2 separate regions of the Homo sapiens genome follow, and region 1 is linked to region 2. Evidence: read pairs that join two places in POLR2A ChIA-PET (ENCODE). Cell type or tissue: Panc1. All regions are shown on one strand. Region 1 has its middle 23 kb from the start of ABTB2. Region 2 overlaps ABTB2 (ankyrin repeat and BTB domain containing 2).

The links. ChIA-PET counts read pairs that join two places held together with the same protein. Peaks named below come from ENCODE experiments on the same cell type or tissue, not always from the same donor. Only the 100,000 strongest peaks of a DNase experiment are listed, where the experiment ranks them.
Region 1: POLR2A ChIA-PET joins it to region 2 with 11 read pairs; 3 of 35 experiments call an interaction of 5 or more read pairs at or near these places.

The regions. Positions count from the first base shown.
Region 1 is chr11:34,379,747-34,382,246 of GRCh38, reverse strand. No RefSeq gene overlaps it. Among named protein-coding and RNA genes, the nearest start is that of ABTB2, 23 kb to the right of the region's middle. In Panc1, no CTCF peak of the experiment used is centred here; a DNase peak (open chromatin) is centred at 1,396; H3K27ac peaks cover 2,500 bases.
Region 2 is chr11:34,245,855-34,248,354 of GRCh38, reverse strand. All of the region lies in intron 1 of ABTB2 (ankyrin repeat and BTB domain containing 2), which reads left to right. Among named protein-coding and RNA genes, the nearest start is that of ABTB2, 110 kb to the left of the region's middle. In Panc1, no CTCF peak of the experiment used is centred here; no DNase peak of the experiment used is centred here; H3K27ac peaks cover 373 bases.

The sequences.
Region 1 (2,500 bases), 130 kb before region 2:
TAAAATACATTTCACCCACTGCATTATGTCTAGGATCAGCCTCAAAGCCAGCTCCTGAAGGGCATAGCAGATTGCATCTAATATGTGCCATCAAAACTGGCCCACTACTCCTTTTCAGCCTATCCGGAATCAAGCAGGCATGAAAAATGGACATCATGGAGATGTGATGACAGAAGGCACATACCTAGATTTCTTTCCTCATAGTACAGTGGTTGTTAAGAGCACAGAGTCTAGAACTAGCTAGATTCTTGGGCTCCAAATCCTGGCTCTACTAGCTCTATGACCTTATCAAGTTACTGACCATCACTGTGCTTTGGTTGCCTCATCAGTGGAAAAGATCATAGGGTTGTGATGAGAAAAACAAGTTAATAAATGTAAATAAATATGCATGGTGCATAGTAGGTACTATATAAGAGCTGGCTGCAAAAAATAAGGCCTTTCTCCTGTGATCCCATTAGTATTATGCTTTCATATTTATATGTTTTTGGTAAAGTCTTCCTTTTCTTCTTTTTCTTATATAAGAACAACATAGTTTCACTACAAAGAACTCAGAAAGGACAGGGAAGCAAAATAAACTTTTTCAAGAAAAAAAAATCCACAATCCCTTTCCTCAAGGGAAAACCACTACTAACATATCATATTTCACCCATCTATGTATTTTTATTTTTGCAATAGTGTTCTGTAACACATCTTTTTAAAATTTGACAATATATTATGGACATCTTCCACATCTAGAAATATATTTCTACAGTGTCTTTTTAGTTATCACAAAGTATTCTGTTAAATGAGTATTTCATACTTTACCTTGCCAATTTTCTGCTGTTGAATATTGGCATTATTTCTGTTTTTGTTTGGTTGTTTTTTGTTTGTTTGTTTGTTTTTGTTATTACAGATAGCACTGTGATGAACATCTTTAGAGCTAATTTCTAGTGCATGTCCATAATATTTCCATAGGATAAATTCTCAGAAATAAAATTGCTAGGTCAAAAATCATGCGTATTTTTAAGGCTTTGATGAGTGTGCTTCAATTGATCTCCAGAAAAAAAAAATGCATCCAAGTATCCATTCATTTCCTTACCCCTCTTGAAAATACTATTATTTCTGTTTCATTTACAGTTTTCCTACAATCCTTACTAAGATCCCCAAACTTGATGGTGTCTTTGATATAGCACCCACAACACACAAATCTGTGATTTCTATGTATTATTTACCCTCAGCCCTTGGCCCCTGACCTTTCATCTTAGCTGCATCTCGAGGACTTCCTCTGGTGGACTGGATTTTTACCATGATGTATTTTATGGTGGGATTGTCAACACATCAGATGGACGATGTGATTGTCAACACATACCCTGACTAATATCTAAGTCTTCTGACACACTTTTATGTGCTGCTTACTCAATTACTCAACATTTACTCATCACCAGCTGAATTTGTGAACTACATGCTAGGGAAGCAAAGATGAATAATAATAGTCTTTGACCTAGAGGATCTTCAGCTAAAGGGAGGCAGATAGGTAAAAAGATAAATCACAATGCAATGGGAAATATGCTTTTAAAACATTTTTATCCCATGTCATGATAGCAGAAATTGCTATGCAGTTCATTCATTTATTTCCATAATACATAATAGGTCCAAGCTCTATACTTTCATTTTCAAAATTTATTATTTTTTTATAACAAAGCAATACATGCTCATTTCAGAAAGATCAGAAAATGTAGACAAACAGGAAAAAAACGCTACTTTTAAACTGTAATCCCATCTGTCTTGTCACCATTAGCACTTTCATATATTAAGTTGTTTTCTACTTTTTTAAAACAAAAGTTAGATCAAAACACACATGTTGGCTGGGAGCAGTGGCTCATACCTGTAATCTCAGCAATTTGGGAGGCTGAGGCAGGCAGATCACTTGAGGTCAGGAGTTCGAAACCAGCCAGCCAACATGGTGAAACCCCATCTCAACTAAAAATACAAAAATTAGCTGGATGTGGTGGTGCATGCCTGTATTCCCTGCTACTTGGGAGGCTGAGCCAAGAGAATCATTTGAATTCGGGAGGTGGAGGTTGCAGTGAGCCTGGGTGACAGAGCGAGACTCCGTCTCAAAAACAAACAAACAAAAAACATTTCTGTGATTTGCTTTTTTCACCTAATTATCATAAACATATTTCAAGACAAAAGATATATTTCTGCATCACTTTAAATGGCTCCATATTATTCCACTATATGGATATTTACTTATTTTTAACAATCTGCCATTGTTAGACAGTTACATGTTTATATCTTTTTATAATTACTAACAATACTGCAATTGATTTTGTTGCTAAATATTTGTGCTCATTCTTATTTCTTTACCACAAATTCCAATAAGTTAAGTCATGTGATATTTGAAATGCTTTTCTCATAGTCAGATTTAGAGGCAATGGCTGTAATAGATATCTCCCAGCTCAGTTGCTTTTTGTGGCTTTGGGTTTCAGTCCTACCTGCTAAAGATTAAACTTGATCA
Region 2 (2,500 bases):
TTTGGAGGCTGAGATGGGAGGATCACTTGAGGCCAGGAGCTTGAGACCAGCCTGGGCTACAAATGAGATCCCCCACCCTCTACAAAAAAATTAAAAATGTGCTGGGCATGATGGTGCAAGCCTCCCCTAGCTACTGGAGAGGCTAAGGTGGGAGGATCACTTGAGCCCAAAGGCTGCAGTGAGCTATGATTGTGCCATTGCACTCCAGCCTGGGTGACAGGGCAAGACCCTGTTTTTTTTTTTTTTTTTTTTTTTTTTAAGAAAAATTATAGATAAGTAAATTGAATGATTGCTACCTGGTGTTCCCTTTGGGTTTTCCCACAGTGGATCCATAAGCTGAGCAAGGACCTTGCCCACCAGGTGTAGCTATTCTTTCTCCCTGTGCTTGTGTAATACACAGCATATACATGCCTTCTTCCTCGAGTTAAGACATAAATGCCCAACAGATATGTGTCTTTCTCCTTTATGCCTCTGAACCGATTTCCTCATGTACAAAATGGTGCCGATAATTACTTTTCTCATAGAGTTGTTTAAATGTTTTCTCATAGGAGGTTTAAATGAAATGGTACATGTGAAGTGCTTAGCAGAGTATCTGATTTGTAGTCAATGCACAATCTGTATCAGCTATTGCTATAATTGGTGGTGTCATTGGTTTGCTAAGATTTCTTGGCCTGCATTTTGGCCCTGGCTGGGCCTTGACTCCTCAATACATGTACAGATGCTCCTTGACTTAAGATGGGGTTATGTCCAGATAAGCCCATTGTAAATTGAAAATATAAATCAAAATGCACTTAATACACCTAACCTACTGAACGTCATAGCTTAGCCTAGCTTACCTTAAACATGCTCAGAACACTTACATTAGCCTACAATTGGACAAGATCATCTAACCCAAAACCTATGTTATAATAAAGTGTTGAATATCTCATGTAACTTATTGATTACTGAAAGTGAAACACAGAATGGTGGTGTGGGTACTTGAAGTACTGCTGCTACTGAATGTGTATGGCTTTCCCACCACTGTAAAGTCAAACATCATAAGTCAGGGACCAGCTGTCTCCAGCATTCCTCCTTCGCAGCTTTGGGAGGGGGTGGTGCTGGCATGAGAACTAAGCTGAGGAACCTGTAGCGGTGGCTCCACCAGCCAACAGGCCAAGACAGCTGCACACCAGAGGCCTTGGCCCAGCTTAAGAAATGGAACTTCTGGGGGCCAGGTGCAGTGGCTCACGTCTGTAATCCCAGCACTTTGGGAGGCTGAGGTGGGCGGATCACCTGAGGTTGGGAGTTCAAGACCAGCCTGACCAACATGGAGAAACCCCGTCTCTACTAAAAATACAAAATTAGCCGGGCATGTTGGTGCATGCCTGTAATCCCAGCTACTTGGGAGGCTGAGGCAGGAGAATTGCTTGAACCCGGAAGACAGAGGTTGCGGTGAGCCGAGATCATGCCATTGTACTCCAGCCTGGGTGATAAGAGTTAAACTCTGTCTCAAAAAAAAAAAAAAAAAGAAAAAAGAAAAAAAGAAAAGAAATGGAACTTCTGGCAAAAAGTGATTTGTTGAGCATTCTGAGGCTCAATACAAAGAAACTCATTTGTGTAGGTATGAACTTTGGAAAAAACCACCTAAAGAAGTATGTGAGGTTTTCTGTTGTGGTAGGGTTCAAAGCAAGTTGAAATGGCGAAGAGTACAGATATCAAGAAAAAGGTCCAGGGAGACAAGATTTGTCTTTTTTTTTTTTTTTTTTTTTTTTTTGAGATGGAGTTTCACTCTTATTGCCCAGGCTGGAGTGCAATGGTGCGATCTCGGCTCACTGCAACCTCCACCTCCTGGGTTCAAGCGATTCTCCTGCCTAAGCCTCCCAAGTAGCTGGGATTACAGGCATGCACCATTACGCCCAGCTAATTTTGTATTTTTAGTAAAGACAGAGTTTCTCCATGTTGGTCAGGCTGGTCTCGAACTCCCAACCTCAGATGATCCACCTGCCTCGGCCTCCCAAAGTGCTGGGATTACAGGCGTGAGCCACCACACCCAGCCCAAGATTTGTCATTTTAAAACCAAACAAAAAAGCCCTTGTATCGAAGTTTGGATAAGAACCTATCCAACCTTGGCCAATTTTGTTGAACTCTGTGGGTTTAGGAAACCCACAGAATTGCCTGAGGGGATTTTGTTGTTACTTTTTTGTTCAGCAGAAGAGTCTCCCTTTGAATAGAATTGTCTTTTAGGAAGAGAGAAAAGGAATGAGAGGTGTGTCTCCTGGCTGATCCAGCAGGCCCCACGCCCCTCATATCCTTATAGGGGCTTGTGCCAGGCATTGGCCTGAACGTTTTAGAAGCTGGCAGCAAAGCCAGTCCCTGAGTGACAGATATTTGTGGCCCCAGGATGAGGAGGGCCTCTCTCCCCTGCTGGGGCCCATGTGTTTCCGTGGCTGCAGCTTCAAGGCCTGGGTTTATTACTCAGTTTACCATTTAGTCTAGAACAGCACAGTGGCTCCTGATACTT